2 separate regions of the Homo sapiens genome follow, and region 1 is linked to region 2. A link is a loop called in an ENCODE intact Hi-C map of the cell type or tissue named here. Cell type or tissue: CD4-positive, alpha-beta T cell. All regions are shown on one strand.

What was found. A loop is a pair of places that touch in the nucleus more often than their neighbours do. Peaks named below come from ENCODE experiments on the same cell type or tissue, not always from the same donor. Only the 100,000 strongest peaks of a DNase experiment are listed, where the experiment ranks them.
Region 1: it touches region 2 in a loop (7-fold over the local background); 4 of 110 quality-filtered maps call a loop at or near these places.

The regions. Positions count from the first base shown.
Region 1 is chr16:53,454,293-53,462,292 of GRCh38, forward strand. It overlaps RBL2 (RB transcriptional corepressor like 2), which reads left to right. Exons shown (of 22, transcript NM_005611.4): 8 at 364-550; 9 at 5,159-5,325; 10 at 7,449-7,558. Among named protein-coding and RNA genes, the nearest start is that of RBL2, 24 kb to the left of the region's middle. In CD4-positive, alpha-beta T cell, no CTCF peak of the experiment used is centred here; DNase peaks (open chromatin) are centred at 2,509 and 3,569; H3K4me3 peaks cover 2,060 bases; H3K27ac peaks cover 5,530 bases.
Region 2 is chr16:53,370,092-53,378,091 of GRCh38, forward strand. It overlaps LOC102723373 (a long non-coding RNA gene), which reads left to right and starts at 3,402. Exons shown (of 3, transcript NR_119378.1): 1 at 3,402-3,786. It also overlaps the pseudogene MPHOSPH10P1. RefSeq lists an enhancer at 7,885-8,000. In CD4-positive, alpha-beta T cell, no CTCF peak of the experiment used is centred here; a DNase peak (open chromatin) is centred at 3,350; H3K4me3 peaks cover 1,753 bases.

The sequences.
Region 1 (8,000 bases), 84 kb after region 2:
CTCCCAGGTTCAAGCGATTCTTCTGCCTCAGCCTCCTGAGTAGCTGTGAATACAGGCACGTGCCACCATGCCCAGCTAATTTTTGTATTTTTAGTAGAGACAGGGTTTCACCATATTGGCCAGGCTGGTCTCAAACTCCTGACTTCGTGATCCACCTGCCTCAGCCTCCCAAAGTGCTGGGATTACAGACGGGAGCTACTGCACCCAGCTATACTATCCAGTTCTTATAACTACAAGTTACCCTACCAAAGTTTAACTTTCAAAAAACTATTAGAACTTTTAGTAAATAAAAAAATGAAATAATTAATTGAAATGGCAGTTCTGTGAGAGAGTACATTTTGTCTGTATTTGTTTTTCCTATAGTAAAGCCATCAATAAGGCCTATGAGGAGTATGTTTTATCTGTTGGGAATTTAGATGAGCGGATATTTCTTGGAGAGGATGCTGAGGAGGAAATTGGGACTCTCTCAAGGTGTCTGAACGCTGGTTCAGGAACAGAGACTGCTGAAAGGGTGCAGATGAAAAACATCTTACAGCAGCATTTTGACAAGGTGAGTTTAGCCATGCCAGAAGAGTAGAAATACAGGAGCAGGTAAGCCAGGGGTTCTTTTTTATTTTGGTAATTTCATGTTTGTGTTTTACTTGCCTACAGTATGAAGGAGAAAATTCTCATCATACTTCTCTTAATTGAAAAAGGTATCTCTATGATATTTGCTTTGTTAATATCAACTTTCATTCATTTTAGTGAGGTCTGAGAAAAAGAAATTAATATAAATTTAAACAAATGTGTCATGCTGATAATTGTTGGTTTTAAAAAGATGGGCCAGTAATATATGGTCTTATATGTAGTGAACATAGTGTAGGCATTTAGAAAGTGATAATTGACCTGACTGGGGCCTTCATTTAAGAGACTGGAGAAAATGAGGATCTACAGTCTTTAAGAAAATTCTTTTAAACTGAATTTCAGGACCACGTGGTATTATTTCAAACAGACACTTAGAGTGATGCAGGCCAAGAGTTTCCCTTCTGCTATGTGGTGGAACAGAAAACACCAAACTTCTGGCAAGTGCCACCAGGGAAACACTGGGTAATCCAAGGGCCAGTTCACCTGGAAGTGAGCTGCTTCAGACTTGAGACTGGTCTGCTTATTCATTCAACAGATATTCCTAAAGCATTTTATATGTCAGGTTGTGTCCTGGACACTGGAGATAAAGCAGTGAACAAAATAACCACGAGAACCCTGTTCTAAAGAAGCTTATATTCCAGTGTGGGGAGATGGACAGGAGATAAACAAGTAAATATATAGTATGTTGGGTGATGATAGATGAAGAAAATAGAGTAGTAATACAAAATATTGAGGGGAGGGGAGAATGGGATGGGTGGGCTGTGGTAGGTAAGGTGGTTGGGAACGGTGTCACACACCAGAAGTAAGTGAGGAAGCAAGCCATATGAATAGCTGGGTAAATGTATTTGAAGCTGAGAGCATAACAAATGCAAAGCCGTGAGGTTGGAACAGGATTAGCTTTTTGGAGGAACAGTGAGAATGCTAGTGTGGTAGGAATAGAGTGAGGGAAAAAGTGGTAAGAAGTGACGGGAGGCCAGGTGTGATGGCTCATACTTGTAATCCTAGCACATTGGGAGACTGAGGCAGAAGACTGCCTGAGCCCAGGAGTTCAAGACTAGTCTGGGCAACAAAGTGAGACCCCGTCTCTACATAAAATATTAATACAAAAAATAAGCTGGCCATGGTTGTGTCCACCTGTGGGCCCAGCTACTTGCGAGGCTGAGTTAGGAGGATTCGTTGAGCCCAGGAGTTCCAGGCTGCAGTGAGCCGTGATCGCGTCACTGCCCTCCAGCCTGGGTGACAGAGCAAGAGCCTGTCTTTAAAAAAAAAGAAAAGAAGAAGAAAAAGAAATGCAGGGAAGAGGGAACAAGAGAGCCAGACAGACCGTGTAGGCTTTGGAAGCCATCGTAAGGACTTTTGCTTCTGCTCTGATTGAGGTGAAAGCCATTAAGAGGGTTATTAAGAGGAGTGACTGATTTACATTTTTAAAGGTCTTCTGGGAAAGTGGGATTAGAGGCAAGGGTGGAAGTAGGGAGTTAAGAAGCTATTGGAATGATTCTGGCAATAGTTTATGGTGGCTTGCTTCAGAGAATGGTTTGTAGCTGGGCCATATTTTGGAGATGGCACCCACAGGATTTACCGAGGGTTTGTATCTAGGGTATGAGAAAAAGAGAACAGTGATGTCTCCAGTTGGGTGAATGATATAAAAGCTAAAATCCTGACAAGTGCCTGTAATGTTGTAAGTTATCTGGCCCTGGCTCTCTCTGAATTCATCTACTTTCCTCCCTCCTCACCCACTTATGCCACATTAACCTCCTTTTTTGTTCTTCAGATATGCCAGGCATGCCTGCAACACAAAGCCTTTGCCTTTGCAATTCCCTCTGCCTAAACTGTATTGCTTCAAGAGACTCATGTGGCTTCCTTCTCACTTCATTCTGGTCTCTGATAACCCAACTGCTATGTCAATAATAACCACAACATCCTCCCCAACCCTCAGGACTTCTTTTCCCCCTGACTCTGCTTGCTAGTGTTTCTCTTCGTATTTATCACTGTCTGACAGTAAGTAGGGAGGTAGGTAGAAAGAATTGTTTATTACCTGTCTCCTTGCATTAGAATATAAGCTTCACCAAGGCTGTGACCAGTGTTGTATGCAGCGCTTGGCACATAGTAGACATTCGGGGAACATTTACTACTGAAATTTATTAAGAGGGAAGAGCAAGTCTGGGGGAAGGGGAATCAAGAGTTAGGGTTATTAGCATGTTAAATTAGAGATGTCTTTTAAGCATCCTAGTAGAGAAGTTGAATAGACAGTTGAGGTATACAAGACCGGAGTTCACAGTTCACAGTAGAGGTTAGGGGTTGTGTATATATGTCCTGGGGTCATCAGGGTGGGTACAGATAGCTTTTTTTTTTTTTTTTTTTGAGATGGAGTCTCGCTCTGTCACCCAGGCTGGAGTGCAGTGGTGCAATCTCGGCTCACTGTGACCTCTGCCACCTGGGTTCAAGCGATTCTCCTGCCTCAGCCTCCTGAGTAGCTGGGATTACAGGTGCCTGCCACCATGCCCAGCTAATTTTTTGTATTTTTAGTAGAAACGGCATTTCACCATCTTGGCTAGTCTGGTCTTGAACTCCTGACCTCATGATCTTCCCGCCTCGGCTTCCTGAAGTGCTGGGATTATAGGCGTGAGCCACCATGCCCAGCCGTAGATGGCTTTTAAAGCTATAAAATGAGGAGGGATTACTTAGAGGTATGAATTGAGAGAGAATACAAGAGGACTAAGGACAAAGCTCAGGGTCACTCCAAATTTTGTAAGTCTTCATTTGGAGATGGAACATCCTAATATTTTTAAGATACCGACTTAATATTTGCACCCAAGTTAAAGATTCCTCTTGATCAGAATGAACAGGAAGCTTTAAGCTAAGCACAGTGCTACCAAGAAGCACCATGTTGACCTTGAGGACTCTGGCAGGAAGCTGTTTGTGGTTGTCACACCTAGTTTCCTCTGTGAAACTACTGCTGCCTGTGGGTGATGTGGTTATATGCTGCTGGCTGCTGTTGATTCTCCTGTTTGTGTACAAGGTGTTTTTCCCTCCCAGTGCCTCCCAATGTAGGCATCGGTTCATGCACAGTGAAGTAGTTGGCTGCAAGAAACCTTGTAAGGCAGGGAGCAGCCTTTTGAATGCAATAATCTACCCAAATCATTTTATTGACTTAATTATAGAATGAATTTCTTTGAAACAAAGTGAAAGTCTTAGTTGTATTACACTTTAAGACATAGAGAAAACATGTAGGTTTGTTTCTGTATACAGTAAATTTCTGTGCTTTTCTATATCTTATGAAACTTGAATAGTTGGCTCTGTTGCCAGGTGAAAGTTTTGCTAGGTTTTTTAAAAAATTAGAATAAGTACATTTAATACACAGGGAAATTTTATCTTGAATATTAAAAGACATTGTTAAGCTATCTTAACCTTTCAGAGTTTATTTGAAAAATCAGAAAGATGTTTTACTGGCTCCTTTGACACCAAGTCACATCTTCTCCATATTTATTGTCAAGAATGTTGACTTTAACTTATTTCTCTGAAGACCTGTCTACCTTAGGGGGAGAACCTGTGATAGATTCTGGTAACCAAAGGTAGAGGAGGGGCAGGAAGACCAATGAAGGCTGTTCTGCATCAAGTTGCCTTTTTAGGGAATGTTCAACTTATTATCTGTCTCTGAAGCAAATTTGAATATTTGGATGGTGGGTGTATTAATTCATTTTAACGCTGCTGATAAAGACATGCCCAAAACTGGGAACAAAAAGAGGTTTAATTGGACTTACAGTTCCACATGACTGGGGAGTCCTCAGAATCATGGTGTGAGGCGAAAGGCACTTCTTAGGTGGCGGTGGCAAGAGAAAAATGAGGAAGAAGCAAAAGTGGAAACCCCTGATAAGGCCGTCAGATCTCGCGAGACGTATTCACTATCACAAGAATAGAACGGGAAAGACTGGCCTCCATAATTCAATTACCTCCCACTGGGTGCCTCACACAGCACATGGGAATTCTGGGAAATACAATTCAAGTTGAGGCTTCGATGCAGACATAGCCAAACCATATCAGTAGGCTTTTGTTAAATCATGGATTTTTTTTGGAACCAAATTTAATCACAATTTTCTTTTATCTTTGAGTGTCTGCAAAAATAGCAGTAGATGGGAATTGTGAAATTCTGTTTCTCAGAGCTGAGAATAATCTTAATTTTTCAGGTGAGCAGAATGCTTATCTTTGCCTCCGAGCATAAGTTTTACAAGAGGGAATGTAGGGAGCTGTACCTTATTTTAGAGTTTTAACTTTTAAGAGACAAACTTTTAGTTAGCTAAAATACAAATTATTCTTTCACACCTTCGTCTTCACATGGATATTGGCGGCTCTTAATGCTGTTATGTTTAAATTCCAAGAATGGTGACATTTGAGTCACTAAAATTTATTGATATTGTAAAGATAAAGTCTTACTGGCTTGAAGTCCCATTTGTGAAGTGAATTAAAGTCTTTCTGGCCTAAAATAATGTTCTTTAAAAAATGTTTATTAATTCTGTGTAATTTTTTTTTTCTTTAGTCCAAAGCACTTAGAATCTCCACACCACTAACTGGTGTTAGGTACATTAAGGAGAATAGCCCTTGTGTGACTCCAGTTTCTACAGCTACGCATAGCTTGAGTCGTCTTCACACCATGCTGACAGGCCTCAGGAATGCACCAAGTGAGAAACTGGAACAGATTCTCAGGTTAGTTTGAGCCCTGTCTGCTTTCTAAGATTTGGTTATTGACCATTTTCCAATTTCCTATTCTTTCATTATTAATGCCTTAATTCACCCATGAATAATTTTTTATCAATTGTATACTCAGTCCTGTTGTGAGTCTATAGAGGACCTAGCAATAAGATGTATAAGTGGAAGATCTTCTTTCCTTAGATTTCTTTAATATAATACAAGACACAGTAACTAATAACACCAGACAGTGTAGAGTAAAACACAAAAGTGTCTTATTGCCAACTGTTCTTTCAAGATTTCAGGGAGTGGTGAGGTGGGGGCGGGGGGAAGCTCAGTGATGATGGGAATTGTCAAAGGACTTTATGAAGAGGGTTGAACCTGAGGTAAGTTCTGAAGGGTGACTCAGATTTGAAAAGATTAATAGAGTTCCACATGTTCATAAAGCAGGACAAAAACCACTGTAACTTTTGTAAGCTCTATAAAACATCCTTATCCTGGAAAGGAAGTTCACTGCATTTAGTTCCTTTGATCTCCCTGAGACTGGTAGGAATATCATTGAGTTTTAATTAAAAGCCCAGTAGGCTGAATCTCATCATCTTATGCATAACCTTTGGCAAGTTGATTTGAAAAGTTACCTCCAAGGTCCCTCTCAGTCCTAAAACCTTATGATATGATAACGTAGACCCAAAAGGACCCCATTTTATTTCTGATGATGGTATATCAAGAAGACCCTATATGTACACATAAGTAATTTCCCACTCATAGCCAGGCTTCTTAAATGCCAACTACTTTTCCTTTACATTTTAGTGAAGTCTGCTTTATTCATAAACTTGATTGTGATTTATACTCAACAAGTTATATCTCTGTGGCCTCTTCCTGAGTCATGTTTTTCAGATGCACCTTGTTTGCCTTGAATTTAGAAGCATTTCGTAAATACATTTCAGAAGCCATCTTAATCTCTGTGTCTTCCAGATCGCTTTACAGTTTCTAACTAGGCATAACAGCATTTTAAATCTTAGGTACCATTAGTGGGGTTAAATAAATATTACCAGTAAATACTAGGTAAAATAAAGGGTGCTATTTTTGTTGAAAGGTATGTGTGTGTGTGTTCCCAGAAAAATTCTGCTTGTATATGTATTCAGTAGTTATCTCTAGCAGGACTGTAATTGATTTTTATTCTCTTTATAATTTTTTAAACTTGCTTCATTTTCACAAAGAATATGTATATAATTATATATATATTTGTGATCAAGATAAAAACAGTTGTTACAAAAAGCTTACATGGTGATAATTTGTATAATGCTTCTGGATTGAACATATATTGCTTTCTAATAATAGAAAGACTGAAGTAAACCTCGTTGGCGGGAAAAAAATGTAGAATGCCAGGAACAGTTTATGTGAGTCTGTAGTATGGGTTTTACACCCCTTCATTCTATTTTCTTCCAGGTGTTCTTAATGGGAGTTTTACTGTCCTCTAGGGAAATAGTTAAGGGCAAGTTTGGGATAATCAGTGACTGGGGATGTGTAGGACAGGTGGGGGACAGTCATAGATATCGAATGGGCCCAGGCCAAGGTTGCTAAACTTCCTGCACTGAAAGGTGTATCCCCGGCCGGGCGAAGTGGCTCATTCCTGTAATCCTAACACTTTGGGAGCCTGAGGCAAGTGGATCACTTGAGGCCAGGAGTTCGAGACCAGCCTGGCCAACATGGTGAAACCCCATCTCTACTGAAAATACAAAAATTAGCTGGGCGTGGTGGCAGGTGCCTGCAGTTCCAGCTACTTGGAGGCTGAGGCAGGAGAATCACTTGAACCTGGGAGGTGGAGGTTGCAGTGAGCCAAGACTGCATCACTGCATTCCATCCTGGGTGAAAGAGCGAGACTCTGTCTCAAAAAAAATATATATATATAAAATAAAAGGTGTAGCTCCCACAAGAAAAGTTTTTTTTTTTTTCATTCAAACTGGTAATACCACCACCTTTGAAAAGGAAGTATGGGATCTCTTGGATTAATTTGGGAAGTGTATAGTTTCTGTTCAGAGTGTTTTATATTTACATGTTAGTGAAATTATAGAAACATTTTATCCCCTTGTGACTTGACAAGACCTTTAAATTATGTTATTTCTCATTACCTTTTTTAGGACATGTTCCAGAGATCCAACCCAGGCTATTGCTAACAGACTGAAAGAAATGTTTGAAATATATTCTCAGCATTTCCAGCCAGACGAGGATTTCAGTAATTGTGCTAAAGGTAAGGTTTAACATTGTTATTCTGCTTTTATGTTTGAAGTTTAACTAAATGGAGTCATTTCTTACTAACTAAGAAAGATGAGGAAAAGATTTATGACTTTAGACTGAAGGCTAGGATATGGCTGTCCAATTTTTCTGGTCAACCAACTGATTTCTGAGCCCTTCTCAGTAAGATAGAAATTTTAGAATGGTATCTTTATTATATTGGACTTCTGATGCTTTTTTATCTGCAAATCTTTAGGTTTTTTTTGTAAACTGGAAATTAAATAGAAGTGTAGTGATTCTTCAACATATTGAGAATAAGGACAGGAGATATCACTGTTATGGGCCCAAACCTGGCCTAGGAATTGTTTGCTGTCAGGAATTGGAACTAAGTAGGTGTGGACTAGTAAGCCAATTACATACCTCTTAGCATTGGTCTGTTTTGTTCAAACATAGAGGAA
Region 2 (8,000 bases):
TGATTGGGCAATTCCAGCTCACAAAGTAAAGGATGTTTCAAAATACTCACATTTCAGAAATGCTTCCTTCTTCTGCTTCTTCTTCAGCAATTTCATCATCTTGTTTGAACCCAGCTCATCATCATGATCACTTGCTATGTCTTCATCACTTTCAACTGGATCAAAAAAATCTTTGTTGTTCACATTTCTGGAACTTTTACCTGACTAAAATAAAAAGATTTTTAAAACTATTAATTAGGAATAGAAAAATACATCATTAACACATGCATATATATATACTGTATGTCTATATTACTTTCTAACTTAACACTACAAGTCAAAAATAGTTACTAGGTGAAATTGGCAACTAAAAACACTACCATAAAACTATTATAAGAACAACTGGAACATAAACTGAATGGAAGTACAGATTCATTTATAACTGATAAAACAAAGCATAATATATCTTAGCTCTAAACCTTCTAACTACAATTACATCTCTCCTAGAAAAACAGAACAAAAGCTAATTTGAGGAGGAGGAAAGTGCTCTCTCCTTTCTCAAACTTAACCTTAAGTTTTTTACTTCCAAACAGTCCCCTTTTATCTTCATCAGAATCAATATCTTCAAAAAAAAATCAGTATCTTCCACCTCATCATCATTATCATCTTTTCGTTCCTCTTCTTTTTCTCTGTTTTCTAAATAAGCCTCCATTTCAGAGAGTTGGAAGAATTTCTCGTCTATTATGGACTTTTCTCTTGGTTTTCCATGTCCTGTGTTTTGCACCTTGCTCTGCTGTTCCAATTTGCTGATATCAAAGTCAAGGTCAGAATCCTCATCACTGAAAACTGGGCTTTTCCTCAGCTCAAATTTGCTTGAGTTTCTAGCTTTCTTGCCCACTTCAGGATTGTCACCACCCATATCTGACACTTCCTCTTCCTCCTGTAAATCTTCTAGGTCCTCCTGGCCACCAGTCTCTGTCTCTGAACCATCCTCTTCACACTCCTGTTCTTCACTCTCTGGGAGAAGACTGATGTCTTCATCTTTGTTTCACTAACTGCATTTTGGAAGCATTGTAAAATTGGTTCATTTTGCAATTCCAGTTGTTGCAAAGTCTGCTCATCATCAAAACTTTCTATCACAAGTTTTTGTAAAGGGCTTCCACAGATCCTTCCATTCTCTAATATTTTATTAAAGTCATAAACCACTTTTGTTAAAGAAGTGAACTTTGATGACAATCCATCTTGAATCCTATTGGGAGGAATTAAATGAGATTTAGAATTATAGGTAATAATTTCACAGCTCTCTTAATTAAAAGAAAAATAAAAACCCCAACTCTTCTGTAAAATCAAATTTGAATGAAGTGTAAGTATAGATTCTGGCCCCAACAACATACAAGCTGATGAGCCACAGTGATATATAAAACCTGTCAATCAAGTATTTGTGAATCAGCTGTATAGATTTTAGGCAGGAAAAGCATTACAAATCTGTTTGCTTGGAGATACATAGTGAATTAGCCTTAAATTATCAACTCTGCTATATTATACACCACTCCATTCATTCATTCCCTTATTCCTTCAGTGATCAACATTTGCTTTGGCTACAGTGGTCAAGGAAAACCTCTTTTGGATGTGACATCTCAGATGAAACCTACAGATAAGGATAGTCTTATAAAGATTGGGAAACATGTATTCCAGGCAGAAGAAACAGCAAGAACAAATTCTCTAAGATGCAATTGAGCTTGGTAGGCCTGAGGAATAAAAAAGTGAGCACAGCTAGAGTGTGAAGGAGGCAGAAGGTGAAATTGGAGAAACTGATGGGAGCCAAATTCTACAGGGCTCAAGGGTAAGAGTTTGCCATTTTAAGTGTAATAAGAAAACATGAGAAGATTTTAAGCAGAAGGATGAAATGATGATTTACAAGAAGGAAGAAGAAAGGGAGGAAGGAGGAGGAGGAAAGTAGAGTGATTAGAAGGTTGATGCAGCATTCCAGGCAAAGGATGATGGTGATTTAAGCTGGAGTTAGAGCAGTGAATATGCTGAGTACAGTCTGGAGGTAGAACTGACAGGATTGCTAAGGAATTAGATACAGAATAGAGAAAAATGAAGACATCAAAATAGCAGCCTAGTTTTATGTGTGAGCAACAGGAAAGACAGAACTGCCATTTACTGTGACAGGCAAGGCTTGAGTGCTGGAGCATGGGGAAAGGACTTCAGCGGATGGCAGAGTATAGGTGGGTAGAACAACATTCTACTCTATTTTGGACACAGTGAATTTGCGATGCTGAGAGTACCAAAATTTTAAAAATTGTTAAAAGCCGTACAGTGCGGATATCCCAGTTGTGTGCTACTGAATTCCAACTAAGCTCAGTCTGTAGTCGCTGTGAGCCAGGAACTCAAGGGAGAGGTTGGAGTTTGAAATATAAATGAGTCATAATTTTATAGATCATATTTGAAGTTCTTCAACAGAATACCCATAAAACTTTTGTGCTGGGAAGAGACAGGAAAGTTCTAATTCTCAAGAAGCTTAGTTGGGGTGGACAGACAAGTGACGAGTTTGTACTTTCAATAAAGTATGATGACAGGTAAATACTGAGTGCTTTAGGAGTACATAGGCGGAAGGAGAAACCAAAACAGTTTGTGTGTAGGGGTATGGCGGCAGTAATAAGCCTCCAGGGGAGCTTCTAGGCGTTAATAACTGAGGTTATTTGGTGGATTTCAATAACATTCAACTGAGAGAGCCATACTGTAAAAATTTTAACAATTTTGAAAATTGTGATAGCCTAGGAAAGTATAATCTCTGAAATGTGGGGAAAAGCGATTTACATTTCCCCTTACCTTCCCCCAGCTCCACAATTTGCCAGGGGTCTGCAACCCGCGTCCAGGTGCGACCCCAGTAGCACCGGAGCCAGGGATCTGCGCGCATATGTGAGGATGCACTGGGGCCAGCCGGTGGCTTTGCCGACCTCTGTCAGACACCGCTCCAGGGTCCGTCAGCGCCAGGCCCGCGGGGCTATGGCTGTCCGCAACTCCCGACACAAGCTGCAAGCAAGGCAAGAAAGCCGCTGGGAAACCTCACAGCAAGGATGCGCCTAGCTTGGAGCTCAGAGTCCAAAGTGCCACGGCTCACAGGTTCCAGACTCACCCCCAGCTGGAGCCAATGGCAGCGCCAGCGCTTTCGCGGGTGCAGGGGGGCGGGAAACAAAAATTACCACTGGTCGACCCAAGCGCCTTTGAACTGTCTCCAAACTTCTTATTGTACTTTTCAGGGGCCCACAAGGGGTAGGCCTCCTGGCTTTAATTTCTGCTTTAGGTAAAGTGGGTGTGTTGTATGCAGTAGGAAATCAGCGGCCTTCGCCACGCCCCCTGCCGGATCGCCCCGCCCTCCACCGCGCACCTGGCTCGGTCAGCGGCTAGTGCGGAGAGACACAGCGGAGATAGCGCGCCTGCTAAAGGCTGCCGCCGCCAACACCTTAGGTGAATACCGAGCTCCAGGAAGGTCGCTGTGGGTAGGGCATGTGGGAAACGAGGCCAGGGGGAGAAGGAGGCCTCAACGTGGCCAAAGCACCTTGATGATGCGCTCTGTCCCCGGAGGCGCGTTCCACGGCCGCTGCCGGCACCTAGGCAGAGGGATACGTTCCAGAAACACCTCAGCTTAGCGCGGGGATGGCCTTCTTGTGCGTGAGTCCCTCTGCACACGGGAACTGTGCGCCCTGGGCACTGCACCTTCCAGTATGTGGGCCGGAGAGGCGGGGGATCTTGCCCAGCGGGTCCGACAGGGCATGGAAGGAAGTAAATGGAAGCCGGTAGGTAAGTGTTATTTTACCGCGCACCCATAAAGAGGCTGGGGAGAAACCAGAAAAGGGAGCAAGTCTTGTTTAAAAAAAAAAAAATCAGCTGAACTGCAAGCATGACCAGCATCCTGTTGGGAACACTCAAAGGTCAATGTTGTAAGGAATACAGAAGGAGTTACTTTTCCACGTGCCTTAATAAGTTTATCATCGCGTGCATAAATGGAAAGATAAAGCATGTGGATTTAGAAACTTCCTTGATTTCTCTCTTCCTTCATTTTTTTAATTGTCTAGATAAAATCAGTTATGACAGAAACTCGCGTTTTCTGAGTCTCACTTTCTTTTTATCTTTTTTTTTCTCTTTCTCCTTTTATGAGAGGCAAGTGTTTCCCTTAATCTGAGATTAAGTGCCAAGTGGTAAAGCCCCAGAGTTACTCCGGGACATTCGTGATAAATCCTTCTAGCACCAGAGCCCACATTCTTAACCATGAGACATACTCACTTCTTAGGTGATACACCAAATCGGAAGGTGAAAATATAAATTAAAAAATGAATATTCAGGAAAAAGTATTTTTATATCTGTGTTTTTAGAACTGCACCCTTTAATGATTGACGGTTTGGGAAGAGTATGACTTCCAACAGACCATATACTTACTGGAAGAACTAAATACAGATAAAGATGCATTTTTGTTTTGTAACTTACACATCTTGGCAGAAAGTAAAGGAAAAATGAAAATAGTGTATTCCAAAGACTGATTTTGATTTGTCCTATTAAGATACTTGAAACTTCATGGCTCCATTTTTTTGTGTGTGTGGTTGAATATATGTAAAGTAAAATTTAGCATTTTAACATTTTTTAGTGTATAATTCAGTGGCTTTAACTACACTCACTTTGTTGTGCAACAGTCACCACCACCCCTTTCCTGAGCTTTTTCATCTCACCAAAACTAAAAACTCGGTACCCATTACACAACACCTGCCCATTCTCCTCTGACCCAGCTCTTGGCAACCACTGTTCTACCTTCTCTGTGAATCTGACTATTCTAGGTGCCTCATATAATGTGGAATCACATACTGTTTTTCTTTTCTGTGTTTGGCTTGTTTCACTTAGCATAATGCCCTCAAGGTTCATCCATATTGTAGCATGTGTCAGAATTTACTCTTTTTTTTTTTGAGAATGAGTTTCACTTTTGTTGTGCAGGGTAGAGTGCAATGGCACAATCGCGGCTCATTGCAAACTCTGCATCCCTGGTTCAAGCGATTCTTCTGCCTCAGCCTCCCAAGTAGCTGGGATTACAGGCATGCGCCACCAAGCCTGGCTAATTTTGTATTTTTAGTAGAGACGGGATTTCTCCATGTTGGTCAGGCTGGTCTTGAACTCCCGACCTCAGGTGATCCACCTGCCTCGGCCTCCCAAGTTGGTGGGATTACAGGCGTAAGCAACTGCGTTCAGCCTACACTCCTCTTTTATTAACACTTCTGTTCTTAATTATCTTGTGCATTTGTCCACACGTGGTTGTACACTATAGTTTATTCATGCAAAGCAACCTTTATTGGAATATTGGAATAATCACAAATTATACATTACAGTATTCAAAATAATGCAATTCTGCTGCACCATTCTGAAATGGGAGGCAGAGAGACCTAAAACTGAAGAGTTGTGAATTTCTACCAACTGAGGGCCAACCTGAAGTAAAAATATCTTTAAAAAGTTAGCTTGATTGTCAGTAATCATTTCATAATTTATACATATATTAAAGCATACGTTGTATACCTTAAAGATACATAATTTCTATGAGTCCTCATACCTCAAGCTAGAAAATATAATAATCAAGAGTTCAATTCGCAACAAACTTTTCAGGCACACATTTTTATCAAATATAAAGCTCTGTTTCATTTTAACCCCTTTATTCAGGGTTCTCCACCCAGTTTGCTTGGTCTACACAATTTCACCTTTGGATTTTTATTGTTGGATCATCTCTTCTTTTTTTCTTTTTTCTTTTCTTTTTTTTTTTTTTGAGGTAAAATTTACATAATAAAATTAACCCTTTAAAAATGTACAATTTTTTTTTTTTTTTTTTTTAGACGGAGTCTCGCTCTGTCCACCCAGGCTGGAGTGCAGTGGCGCGTTCTCGGCTCACTGCAAGCTCTGCCTCCCGGGTTCACGCCATTCTCCTGCCTTAACCTCCCAAGTAGCTGGGACTACAAGCAACCACCACCGCACCCCGCTAATTTTTTTTTTTTGTATTTTTAGTAGAGACGGGGTTTCACCATGGTCTTGATCTCCTGACCTCGTGATCTGCCCTCCTCGGCCTCCCAAAGTGCTGGGATTACAGGCGTGGTCCACCACACCTGGTGAAAAATGTACACTTTAACAGCAATGATCACATTCACTGGGTTCATGCGACTATCACCTTTATCTATTTAAAAACATTTTCACTGGCCAAGTGCAGTGGCTCACGCCTGTGGTCCCAGCACTTTGGGAGGCAAAGGCAGGAGGATCACTTGAGGCCAGGAGTTCAAGACAAGACCAGCCTGGGCAACATGGCAAAACCCCGTCTCTAAAAAAATACAAAAATTAGCCAGGCGTGGTGGTGCATGCCTATAGTTCCAGCTATTCAGGAGGCTGAGGTGAGAGGATCACTTGAACCTGGGAGGTCAAGGTTGCAGTGAGCCATCATCGTGCCACTGCACTCCAGCCTGGGCAACAGAACAAGACTCCGTCTCAAAAAAAAAAAAAAAAAAAAAAAGAAGGTGTTTTGTGTGATCTTTTCTCTTGAAGACCAGGAAGAGTTTATCTTTAAATGTCCCATTTTACTTCATGTGCCCTTAACTACACAATTGTAACTTACTCTTCACCTTTTTTTTATCCTAGTACATGCATAATTACGTTGATATATTTGTTTTTAGCCATAGCAAGTTTTGATGTGCATTCTTGTCAATATTGTTTGGTTCAAAAATCTATAAAGGCTAATGATTTTACTAGCTTATGACTTAAAGTTTACTGTTTCAGGAGAATTTTCCCAAATACTCAGTTGACTCAAGTTTATTTCAGCATAAATTTCTTGCAACATACTTTTAAATATTATCTCTTAATAGTGTATTCCATTGTTTTATTACTTTTTTCCTGGGGCTCCAACTTTGTGAATAGTGCCTTTGCTTAACTTTGATTTCTACCACTTTTCTGTGACCTCTTTTTTCCTTATGTCATTTTCATTCTCCAGGTTGTTTTTCTACCTTTCTTCAAAGCTAGTCATTATATTTGCATTTGAGTCTATTCTCTTTTGTGACTTTGTGGTTCTGTTTTTCTTTAGGAGATGACTTTGTCTTTCTTTCCTTCATTTCTCTTCCGGCTTTAATTAACTGTATTTTCATTTCCTTATGTTTTTGCCCATTTTTATTCTTATTTTTTAGATATCTGACTCAATTGGCTTTTCATATCCACAAATGCTTATTTGAATAAATTTTATTCTATTTGAAGTGTCAGCTTAGAATTTTATCCCGATTCATAGTTATTTTATTTGGGGAGATTTGAATTAGTCAAAGTATATTGGATCTGTTTTTTTTATAGTAACCTCTAAAACATGGAGTTTTCTTCTTTTCATTTTTTTGTGGATTTCTTGTGAGTTTTCCAGATTCCCAGTGCAGTGGCACCCTATTCTGCCAGGATAGCGAATTCCAGCTATGTAGCAAATTTGTTCAGGGTTTATGAGCAGTGTATGTCCTCTAGTTGGTTTTCTTTAGAATCTTAGGGTGTTAAAATGTCCCCCCCCCTTTTTTTTTAAGACAGAGTCTTGCTCTGTCCCATTTTTTTTTTCAGGAGATTTAAATCATTTATTAATTACACATGATAATGTATGATACACAAACTTCATTCCCATCTACAGTTTTATCTGATACCATCATTTAATTTAGATATATCGCATAGGATGTGCCAATGACCATTTTTATAACCAATAATTTCACGATTTTGCTTGGGTGATCCCTTTTAATGGTGAACTTCAGGTCACGACAGTACCTATCAGTTCAACTACACCAAGGTTTCTGAAGACAATGGTGTCTCCACCCAAGCAGGTTGTAAATAAATTCCAGATAGAATCTGGCATCACCCTGGAGGAATTCTAACTTCACACTCTTGGGGAAATTTACCAAGATGGCTTCAGAGTAAACCAGCTTTACATAGCACATTTGAAAAAAAAAAAAAGACGTATTATTCAAGGTCATGATCAGACT